Regions from separate parts of the Homo sapiens genome. Here all the other regions are linked to region 1. Evidence: chromatin loops called from intact Hi-C (ENCODE). Cell type or tissue: GM12878. All regions are shown on one strand. Region 1 overlaps ADAMTS12 (ADAM metallopeptidase with thrombospondin type 1 motif 12). Region 2 overlaps ADAMTS12 (ADAM metallopeptidase with thrombospondin type 1 motif 12). Region 3 overlaps ADAMTS12 (ADAM metallopeptidase with thrombospondin type 1 motif 12).

The links. Peaks named below come from ENCODE experiments on the same cell type or tissue, not always from the same donor. Only the 100,000 strongest peaks of a DNase experiment are listed, where the experiment ranks them.
Region 2: it touches region 1 in a loop (2.2-fold over the local background); 1 of 110 quality-filtered maps calls a loop at or near these places.
Region 3: a loop joins it to region 1, with 2.9 times the contacts of the local background. A loop is called at or near these places in 1 of 110 quality-filtered maps.

What each region holds. Positions count from the first base shown.
Region 1 is chr5:33,848,279-33,852,278 of GRCh38, forward strand. The region is part of intron 2 of ADAMTS12 (ADAM metallopeptidase with thrombospondin type 1 motif 12); the gene reads right to left. Among named protein-coding and RNA genes, the nearest start is that of ADAMTS12, 42 kb to the right of the region's middle. RefSeq lists an enhancer at 1,624-2,125. In GM12878, no CTCF peak of the experiment used is centred here; DNase peaks (open chromatin) are centred at 433 and 2,013; H3K4me3 peaks cover 839 bases; H3K27ac peaks cover 2,205 bases.
Region 2 is chr5:33,630,160-33,634,159 of GRCh38, forward strand. ADAMTS12 (ADAM metallopeptidase with thrombospondin type 1 motif 12) reads right to left here. Exons shown (of 24, transcript NM_030955.4): 13 at 621-754. Among named protein-coding and RNA genes, the nearest start is that of TARS1, 190 kb to the left of the region's middle. In GM12878, no CTCF peak of the experiment used is centred here; a DNase peak (open chromatin) is centred at 1,802.
Region 3 is chr5:33,587,356-33,591,355 of GRCh38, forward strand. It overlaps ADAMTS12 (ADAM metallopeptidase with thrombospondin type 1 motif 12), which reads right to left. Exons shown (of 24, transcript NM_030955.4): 18 at 1,244-1,454. Among named protein-coding and RNA genes, the nearest start is that of TARS1, 150 kb to the left of the region's middle. RefSeq lists a silencer at 1,501-1,550. In GM12878, a CTCF peak has its summit at 1,586 (motif pointing right); no DNase peak of the experiment used is centred here.

The DNA of each region.
Region 1 (4,000 bases):
GCCACCTTGGAGTGTCTCAGCTCAGCCAGAATCCAGAACCTGAAGTGCCAGTTGTCACCCAACAGGAAGTCAACATGAGGGCAGAGGATAGACAAACAAGCGACATAGTGAGGTGAAAGATGGAGGGATTTCAGAAGCTTCTGTGAATGTGAATGTGAAATGTTGAAGACAAGAACAAGATCTATACAAGATTTTAAGAAAACTGTCTGTAGGATGTTTCCTATGATACACATGTCTACATCATGAGAAATGTTTCTCTCCAATCCTGAGAAGTCAAATTTGTGTTTCCCTCATTGGTATTAGTTGCAAAACTGGACTTCAGAGAGTCCTATCTTTTATACAGGTTACTTGAGGTTGTTGGAATTGTTGAGATGTATTCTGAATCAGTTGCCCCAATGACAACTTGCCTAGGGAAAATGCAAGCAGGCTTCTATTCTTAGCAGAAGTATTTTGAGTGTCTATCACCTAGGGTGATTGCAAGTATTAGCACTGAAAAAGAGAAGTGGGAGGGCAGGCCTTGGAGAAGCAGAAGAGAAAATATGAATCTAGAACGTAGATTATTAGCTTACAAACCTGGCTGCACCAGAATCACCTAAGTAGCTTTAATGTGTATATATTATACACACACATGATATATATATATCGTGGTGTTTTCATCTAAGCTGTTGAGAAGAGACATCTATATATATGTATTGCATAGCAATATATATATATGTATTGCATAGCAATATATATATATGTATTGCATAGCAATATATATATATGTATTGCATAGCAATATATATATATGTATTGCATAGCAATATATATATGTATTGCATAGCAATATATATATGTATTGCATAGCAATATATATATATGTATTGCATAGCAATATATATATGTATTGCATAGCAATATATATATGTATTGCATAGCAATATATATATATGTATTGCATAGCAATATATATATATGTATTGCATAGCAATATATATATATGTATTGCATAGCAATATATATATGTATTGCATAGCAATATATATATATGTATTGCATAGCTATATATATATGTATTGAATAGCAATATATATATGTATTGAATAGCAATATATATATGTATTGCACAGCAATATATATATATGTATTGCACAGCAATATATATATGTATTGAATAGCAATATATATATGTATTGCACAGCAATATATATATATGTATTGCACAGCAATATATATATATGTATTGCATAGCAATATATATATATGTATTGCATAGCAATATATACATATATGTACTGCATAGCAATACACATGTGTATTGCATAGCAATACACATATGTATTGCATAGCAATATATATGTATTGCATAGCAATATATATGTATTGCATAGCAATATATAGTATCTATATATGTATTGCACAGCAATATATGGTATCTATATATGTATTGCATAGCAATATATAGTATCTATATATGTATTGCATAGCAATATATAGTATCTATATATGTATTGCATAGCAATATATAGTATCTATATATGTATTGCATAGCAATATATACATTGTATCAATATATATGTATTGCATAGCAATATACATTGTATCAATATATATATGTATTGCATAGCATATTATATATGTATTACCTACATATAGATAGCATGTGTATATAATATATACACACACTATACTAGTAGCAGAGGCAGGTGGGAGATGTATTTTATAGTGTAAATCCTTTTTATCTTTTAAGTTTTGTAGCATGTGAACTTATTACCTGCTAAACGTATTATAAAACGAAGGGGGAAAAGCCTAGATTCCTCTCACGGAGATTTTCACTCTCAATAGATGATCTGTTCTTACCATATCGTCTGTACGGAGCAGATCTCACCACCAGACTGTGACCCACCCTTACCACGAGCGTCTAATGGTCCGTCACCTGCACATCGGTTAAGCAGGTGAAAGGGGACTTCCTGACCCAGGATGTGGCATGGTCTCACATGCCTCTGGGTTTCAGACACAATGACTCAGCAGAAAGTTTCACTAAAAGAGAGGATTAATCAGACCTCAGGGGAAGCTGGCCACGGCGACCTCTGGGAGGCCTTCTTGTTCCCTTTCACAAGAGAGTTCTTGGTGTGGCACTATGCTAAGTGCTACACACCCATCCTCCCAACCAAAACAGGTGCTGTCAGCCCCTTTTACAATCTCAGAGCTAACATGCCCAAAGTTACAGAGCTAATGACTGAAATCTGCCTACCTGGAAAGCCCAACAGGCTCTCGACACCATAGGCCTCTCTCATTGCAGCAGCCTTTTCCTCACAGGAACAGTCTGATACCAGCATCATGCTGCCACCATCCATGTCCACAGCACAGAAAATGTTACAGTGTAAATATCTACTCTGGATGACCTGGGCTAGGATATTATTTCTCACCTTCATATTTTTTGACTGTTTAGTTTTTCAGATTCAAAGGTCAAAGAGAGAGTTTTTTCCCATCCTGCTGGTCCCTGGGCTGCAAGGATCCAGTTCACCCAAAGTAATAGATCTAAAGAGGCGAAGTCTTGTCTAAGGTCACCCACCAATAAAACAAACAACTATATACCTAATTTTGCACGTATCACCCCATGAGGTGATATGCTTTGGTCAGAGTTCCTGAGTTCTATAAGATCTTAGGAATTAGCCTTCATTTCCCAGAAAAAGAAGCTGGAATCTTGAGTGTTAAGAAACTTCTCTTAGAGCTTCTGGCTAGATGGGAGCATTCAGGCATAAACTTCAGGTCTCCCAACTCCAAGTCCAGTGCTTGCGCATGACAGAGTACTCTTCTGAAGTCTTAAGCCTAAATCACAGTGGACTAAGCTAGCAATAAAAATAAAAGGAGGCCAGACACAGTGGCTCATGCCTGTAATCCCAGCACTTTGGGAGGCCGAGGCAGGCAGATCACGAGGTCAGGAGATCGAGATCATTCTGGCTAACGTGGTGAAACCCCATCTCTACTAAAAATACAAAAAATTAACCAGGCATGGTGGTGGGCACCTGTAGTCCCAGCTACTCGGGAGGCTGAGGCAGGAGAATGGCATGGACCCAGGATGCAGAGCTTGCAGTGAGCCGAGATCACGCCACTGCACTCCAGCCTGGGTGACACAGCGAGACTCCATCTCAAAAAAATAAAATAAAATAAAAGGAAAGAGGAGTCTATTTGTCAAATTTGAATCTCTTTATTGAAACAGTTGAATTAACTAATTGAATTAAAAGGATTTACTAGTAAAAGAGAGAATCCTTTCCAGAGGAGGGATGTAAAGCACTCACCGATACATCTCAAATCCTCCTCTGGTCATTGCCAAAGCAACTGTTATCACAACCTTCCAGATAGAAAAGAGTATCTGCTCAGAAGGGATACTGGATTGCTGCCCAGTCCCCCACAATATCCAACCTCCAAGATCAGATGTGCCCTCTGCTGCAATGCAATTTCAAATAAATGAAGAAAAAAGATGCAGAGATGCTTTTATGTCTTTTTCAGTAAGCCTAGCTGATTTCATTCATTTATTCTGCACCATACGTTCAGGTAAAACCCCTTTCTGCAGACTTATTCTGCATTAGCTACTCCCAGTATGGGCATACACATGCTCATGTGCACACACGCATGTGCAAGCACACACACACACACCATAGCCTGCTTATCAATCAACTCTAATTTGTCCGGAAGCTCTGCCATGAGTGGCACATTCCCCATATTCTTTCCTTATCAAGCTCTGTAGAGGTTGGAAAAGATAAGAGACCACTGACTATTCCTAAGCCTTATATTATCTAACAGTTTAACCTCCTGTGTTTCTTCTGCAAATGTGCTAACAACAACAACAACAACAAAACCAAATTGTAAAAACAACTAAAACAAAGACCAAGGAAGAGAAAGAAAAGCCAAAGAAAATTCCCAGAAAGCTCAGTTTGGTAAACAGAAAAAAAAAGTCCTTAGAGATCGGCTGAGAATACTGAAGGACCAGAAAGAGAAAGAATCAGTGGTAAACTTT
Region 2 (4,000 bases), 220 kb before region 1:
TGCCTGGGGGTTGGATCACAAGTCCTGCTCCTCAGTTCCTTGCAAAATAAAATGCAAGCAGCAACAAGGAATTCTTTAATGGTTACACACTTAAAAGCATCAACACATCAGGTCTAAATAATTTATATAGACTTGATTAATGAAGTGAGTGTGGAAAAATTACATAGAAATCAGAAACGTGTTTTGTAACTATTGTCATGCCGTCTCTCTGAGAAGCTCATGTTGATAGTCAATGGAGAATTAAATGTGAAAATGCATTATGAAAAGTACCATAGAAACTATTATTAATTTCAGTTTTTCTCAAATTTAATGCCACTGAAATAATCTGGGCTGGGTTTTCCTGATAATTCCTCTTTTTCATGCTCAATGTCTAAAACAATATCGTAGTGCACATCAACTAATCAAGAAATGAAGATGACGGCAGAAGGAAAAAACTATTCAATCCAAAACTGTGACTTTGATGAACACTGGGAAGTCTTATCTTTTCGTTTCATGAACTATATATAAAAAACAGATGAGGTGTAAATGCTGTGAAAGCACAAACCTAGAACATCTGACTTCCCAAATTAGTAAAAGTCATGATTTTATAAAGTTGTAGATTAAGGAAACATACCCAATACCTTACATATGCCATTAATACAGACATTTCTGCTGTTGCCGCCTTCAAAGCAAGGGGTACCATCAATGACAGCATCCAGCATTTTCTCAGAAAACTGGCCATCTATGGGTCGGCAGTAGAGCTCACAAGGATGTGCTGAAGGGAAAAAAGAAGGCAAAGCCTTGCAAATTAGCTTTTAGCTCAGCATCCTCCCCCAGGATTCCTCCGTACTTAGGACCCCCAAGTGTCATTTACTCTGGCAATCCCACCTTTTCACCTCCTTGAGACACATGCTGAAATATGCCTCAAGACACATTTCACACATCCAGGTGCTGAATCCAAGGATTATTTTTCCTTTTTCAAAACAAGTTTCATAATGAATTAAATTAAAAGGTTGCTTTAAAATACTCTATGCTTTGCTGTAAACAATGACTTCTTTCTATTCAACATTGAATTGTGCTTATAAAAATAAGGCACTGGGCATCTGGGGTTAGCTTAGAAAATAAGTTATTGCAACCAGCCATGAAGGACTCCAGGCAAGCGGGATGCCTGCTTGTTTCTTGCAGCAAAGTAAGTAGACCTCCAGGGGACAGGCATCCCCTCCCACAGAGCCAGCTCATTACTACCACAACCTCCATCACCACCAGCATAATCCTGCCCCAACAAATATCCTCCTCCAGTCTAAGAGGTGCTTAGATTGACAACCATGTAGAAACATTTTTTTTGTTGAAGCTGAAGCCAACCTGCTTATCATAGTGATCCATCCCATCATCTTGGTCCTACACTGAATCCATTCTAAGGTTCAGTTTTCTACTCCATTGTGAATGAAGATAGGGTGATCTAGAGCACAGGAACATTTACATAATAAAATGCATACCCATATGTATGTATACAGAATAACCAGAAAGATAGATAACATTTAAATCACAGATTGCCTTAAAAATTTTAATAGTGAATACATGTATATGATAAGAAGAATTCAAATAATAATTTTTTAATGAATGTAATGAATGCTTTTCTTTAGTGAAAAACACAATAATGTCTTCTTTGGCAGGGATTTTGGGGTCTCTTCTGGATGTGTTTATTATGGGCAGGGCTGTTAGTTCCTTCATTGTGTGATCAGCTGAGGACTCAATGGTACCAGCCATAAGGCTATTCGTCATGGGCCCTTCTCACTGGGCTGGGCACCAAATGCCAAGCCTGAGTGCACAGTGATGGCTCTGTCTGCTTGAGGTTGCAGTGATTCATGTGGCCAGGAAATGAAAGTGCAAATTTCACACAAATGTAACCATGAGCAAAAGCTCCAAATGCTGAAATGCTGAACAAACTTGAGACTGAGGTCAAAAACATGTTTAAAGCTTAAAAGAGATAAGTGAACTAGTTCAGAAGCAGAAAGTTAGATAACACATGTTCTCACTTTTAATTGAGAGCTAAACATTGGATACCCATAGAGATAAAGATGGAGATAGACTCTGGGGACTCCAAAAGTAAGGAGGGTGGAAGGAGTTTGAGGGTTGAAAAATTACCTATTGGGTACAGTGTTCAATATTTGGGTGCTAGGTACACTAGAACCCCAATCCCTACCATTATGCGTGTAATACCCAGGTAACAAACAAGCACATGTGCTCCCTGAATCCAAAAACAAACAAACAAACAAAAAAGCTTAAAAGAGAAAGATAAAAGCAAATATGTAAATAAAGAAAACCAACTGATTTCATATAAGGTGCAGTGGATAAGCTGTCTGACCAGATAGACTCAAAATGAGTTGAAGAGATCATTGGATAAACAGCCAGGGGAAAAGTGTCAAGACTCTGGGACAAAGCGTGACTTGGGATTATTGTGTAGCTCCATTTCTGGTAGCACGATTAGCTCTGTTACTGCGCAAACTGGAATAGAAGTACTAAAGGGAGCAACCTGGGAACAATTCTATTCTCCTAAGGATGAGAACATCAATCCAGGTGCTGAATCCAAGGATTATTTTATTAAGACTTTGGTTTAAACTTTAGAATTGGATTTGGGATTTTGTATTTGGAATACATAAAGCAAAAATAGAAAGCGGCCCTGAATAATTCTGGAGCTTTTCTAAGGAATCATCTGTTTCAAGGCTGCTGGGAAGAGTTGGGACCAGAGCATGTTCATTGCGGCAACGGAATGTTTATTCAGAGAGAAACGGACAGATTCACTAAGTCGCATTTACATAATGGACTGCTATGCAGTCACTAAAAGGAATGAGGTAAACCATGATGCCATGATCTACTCAGTGCATCAAGTTGCAGAACTGGCAAATTATGGTTCTATTTGTGTGCAAATGAAAACCTGCTGTTAGCATGGTTATCTTGGAGGAATACATTAAATGCAGTGGGATAATAGGAATTCATTTCTGTTTCATTCTACTATATGCACTTGCATTTTTATAAGACACATATATTCCTTTTAAAAATAATAAGTCTTGGCCCTCAAATAGGAAAACTGGAAAAGTCTTCTTTCCCCAGTGATATTCATGACACATCACCATAAAGAGAGTCTCTAATTTCAAAACTTCCCTTCATCCTGTTTCCACAACACAGGACTAGTACATTCTTCAAGGCTAGACAGGTTAACTGAAGTACACTGCCTACAAGAAACACACATGTGTGTTGACTATAAGTATAGTGGTTTATGGAGTCTTAGAAATTATCCAGGAAATAACATTTATAATAACAACAATGACAGCATACAGGTCCTCTGCTGCAACTCTCCCAGAGCTCCCACCACCATGACCTATAGGTGTGCCTCAGGCCTATGTTTGAAAGCAGTCATCCTAAATGGAAGGTTCAGTGCTATTCAAGGCTTTTATAAGGCTGAGCCTGAAGTCCTCCTCTGTCCCCTCCTTCTCTGGCCTTTGTCTTTCATGGTGCTCTGGAAGGGCTGTGGTTATATCATTAAGTTGTCCTGTGGCACAGGGATCTGCAGGAGGAGGCAAGGGTGGTAATGGATGGTCTTAATTCTTGGGAGTCATCACTGGTATCAGAGATTCTCTGTGCCGGACATCAACCTTGTTGAGTCCATCATCTCTACAGAGTTGAGTACTTTCCTTGTCTCACATTTACTCCCCTGCCCTGACACATCCTTTTTTAGGGTCATGTGATTTTTTTTCCCTCTAGCTTTCAAAAGCTTTCAAGTCCATTTATAATTCACCTAAGCAAAAGCTCTAAAACTAATTTACTAGTGAACTCTCACCCTCACACTCTCTGATTAATCCTCTCAAAGGGAGCTTAGGAAAAGAGATGAACTTACCGAATCAAAGTTTGCATTTTCAATTTTGCAGAAACAGGGTGGCTCAACATTTTTGGATAATGATCTTAATAAATGACAGAAATGAAAGCTCTAACTTGCTAAAAAGAATGAAAATATTTCTTAGGT
Region 3 (4,000 bases), 260 kb before region 1:
AATTGACTTTCTGTGGCATTCTCCTGAATCAGATATTCTCCATTTTCTCCTGAGTCCTCACAGGAGTTCCTAAAATATCCTGAGCAATGGTGGCATTATTGTTATTATTATTATTTTGAGACAGGGTCTCACTTTCTCACCTAGGCTGGAGTACAGTGGCATGATATCAGCTCACTACAGCCTCGATCTCCCAGTCTCAAGCGATCCTCCTGCCTCAGCCACCCAAGTAGCTGGGACTACAGGCATGTGCCACCATGACTGGCTAATTGTATTTTTCATAGAGATGGTGTTTCATCATGTTGCTTGGGCTGGTCTCAAACTCCTAAGCTCAAGTGATCCTCCTTCCTCGGCCTCCTAAAGTGCTGGGATTACAGGTGCCTGTCCAGTGGTAGCATTATCATGGAAGCATACGGCTTCTCAAGGAAGCTCGTAAGATAAAGTCAGCATCCATCTCTAAACTCTGGCCTGTTAATTTTTAAAAAACATGTATTTTCTAGTTATTCTTAGGTTGTTCACTGAACTGCACATAGAGAAGCAGAGCTGAGGCCCTTGGAGACTTTGGGGCCTTCCACTAATAACTGGGAACATGACAATGCCTGATGAAACCAGATTCCAAAGTGACCCAAAGAAAATTAAAGCCTGAGAGAGCTTTTCATAACCTTCCAGCTTACTGATTTCCAATTATAGTCAGATAATTAGATCAAATTAATTTTGGGAAAATGCAACATTTATCTGAACTTGTGTGTCTGATAATAGATGTTAGAAACCTTGGTCTGGTTTGGACTTGACACATGGTGAATAGATGGATAATTTGAGGGGATTTTTCTCAGTGTCAAGCGACACTCTTTTGGTTTGGGTTAACTACAGTGATGTGCAGTCAATGTTTTATAAACCACTTTTGGGGTGTGTGGGAGGTCCCTTATCTGCTACCAGTGGTTTAACAATGGGCCTGGCCAAGCTTCTGATGATTTATTAACTAGTCTTTGTGATCCTGTACTGGGAGTGGGGGGTCTACCTCACCCCTGTCAGATAGTAAGCTGACCATTGAGCAAGTGGGAGCAAGATCCCCTATGAATGGAAAATAAGTAGTGGACACAGGAAAGGCAGGAGACAGGCCAGGGGTGATGAACACTGGCTATTTTGCAATTTTACCTAGGGTCACTTTGGATTGGATAATGAGAAGGAAGGCAGGGGCTGATGAAGCTTGAATAATGCCAGTTTCCCCGCCGAGCCCTGAGCTCACCTCACTCCAGTTGCCCACTGTCCAGTCCGAGGGGCACAGGATGTCTCTGTTGCAGGAAAGGAGGGTCTTGGGCTTCAGCAGGTGCTGGCAGTCTGTGGGCGGGAGAGCCTGCTCGTCAGAGACCATGGTCTGGATGCACAGCACGGTTCGCTTCTTCTCCCCGTGGGGCCCGCATGTCGCCGAGCATGCTTCCCACTCCCCTGCCCACCACCTGCAGGCAAACATGGATATGTGAGAGAAGATCGCCAACTTACGCATATGTTCCATTCAACCACTGAGAAAGCAGGGGCAGAAATGCAGATCACAGGGCTGGAAGGGCCATGGAGACACTCCAACCCACTAGGGGGCGTGCTGCAGACAGGGCCACCGTGTCTTCAATCATAGCTCCGTAGCTCTGCAGGGCGCCTGGCATGAGCTGTTGCTAAATACGCATGTTTTTGAATGAGAAAAAAATATATATGCATGCCCTCTCTTTTCAGGAAGAAAACTGAGGTCCAGGGTTCTGCTGTGCAACTTTAAGCAAGTTTAAGCCTCGCTTTCTCATTATTCAATGGGTGTGAAAATATATTTTCTTTATATGAGTGTTGTGTTGTACATGAAATGAAAGACCAATTCATGTAATGTGCATAGTACAGAGCCTGACATATAACAAGAACTCAAGCATTTGTTATGATTTATTGTTATTTTGACCATGCTATTGAATAAAAGAGTCCAATTAGACTCTAGGTCTCCTGGCTCTTAATTGAATGTAAAGTAGCTACTTAAACATAAATTTTTAAATTATTTAGGAGGCGATCAATCAGGGATATTGCCTTTATTTTTTTCCCTATCTCCTGCAGTCTACTTGTTAATATTCTCACTGGTCCCTTTGATAAGAAATGAGTAGAAAAAGAATAAACATAAATAAAATCGTTTTTTACTCAATAATCTAGGATGTGGGCCCACTGGTTACATAAAAGTAGCTTTTGAAAATGGCAGGGAGCCATCTCTTGTCCATCTTCTCCATTATTGTGCAAATCTTCCCCAACACCGAAGACAGATTGAGTGTCTTCACCCAGTGTGGTTTGTGTCCATTATTTTTCCTGTGTACAGCCCGCTTGTCCATCCCTTCATATAGTAACAAGTGGGGCACTTCTATTTTTCATGGGAAAATAGTACACTGGGGGAAGTCCTTCATTCCTGACTTCAGGAAAGCCTCCTGACTTGAGACAGCATTGAATTTTGGTAATTTTGAAGATAAAACTTTTTACTTTTATTTTTATTTACTAAATATTAGATTTATTTATGTAGAATTTCTTTTGATTGTGACACTTTTAATCTCAAGTTAAAAATATCAGAAGAAAGCAATTCCTCAATTCAATCATATTCTTCATTTAATAAGTAATTGAGATTACTTATTTATTCTTTGGTGTTTAACATCAGTGGATAAAGAGCTAATAATATTGGAACAGTATGATGTGAAACCAAATAAGTGCCCCACTGTATTAATCTAATTACTTTGTCCTGCCTCTGACTTTTCTAAAGGAGGGCAGGCCAAGGGAATATATAAAATGCCATTCTGAAAAGGTCTTAATCTGAGTTGGTTGAAAGCCTAATTTATCTAAGTACTTGCTACAGGGCTTTCAGCTGTATTACTGCAAAGTGATAATAGACGTTCTTGTTTTCTCTTCTTGGAGTTTTCTCTACAGTCCCTTAGGGGACATATTGCCTGTGATTTTGCTATAGTCTGAATGTGTTCCCCAAAACATATGTGTTAGAAACTTAATCCTCAATATAACAGTGTTGGGAGGTGGGATCTGATGGGAGGTGTTTAGATCGTGAGGGCTTTACCATCATGAATGGATTAAGGCCACTTGGAAAAGGATTTGGGAGTGGTTTACTCCCTCTCACTCTTCTGTATGAGGACATGAACGTTTGTCCTCTGTTGCCCTTCCTCCTTCAGCCTTATGAGGATGCAGCAAGAAGACCCCCGCCAGATCAAATGAACCTCCAATCTTGGCCATCCAATCTCCAGAACTGTGAGAAATGTTTATTTTTAAAAGAAATTTATTTTTTATTTTTATAGAGAAAGGGTCTTGCTTTGTCACCCAGGCTAGTCTCGAACTCCTGCGCTCAAGTAATCCTGCCGCGGCCTCGCAAAGTGCTGGGATTACAGAGTGAGCCACCATACCTGGCCACGAAATAAATTTGTTCTTTATAAATTACCCAGTCTGTGGTATTCTGGTACAGCCACACAAAATGGACTAAAACAGCTTAGTCTTAGTCTCACAAGATTAAAGTGAAAACCATCTTCTTCTTCCTTTTTTTTTTTTTTTTTTCCTGTAAAGGTCTTCCAGGTCCAGGGCTCAGGAGCCATGGTCCAGTTGTTCTCTGCTGCCCATCTCATTCTTTTGGGTGTTTGCCATAATCCCACCTCTTGTTGGAGATTTCTAAAATACTGTTTTTATATTTATGGAGATTTTATGTTTTATCTAAATGTCTAAGTGTGTGTGTGTGTGTGTGTGTGTATGTGTGTGCCTATGTTTGAGATCTTTGAAGAGCCTGTAGTTGTTCCAGAATTCTGTAAAAGTTTACTGTAGTTTGGATATGAGTCCTCTCTGAGATCAAGTAGAAGGGATGGGTTAGAGACCCTTTGAACCTCTCTTTTATTTTTAAAAGAACCCTTCTTTTATCAGTAGCTTCTACTGATTCCCCTATCAGTATATGTTCCAACAGCGCTGATCGCCAACAAACCAGGACACGTCACTCTTTCTAACC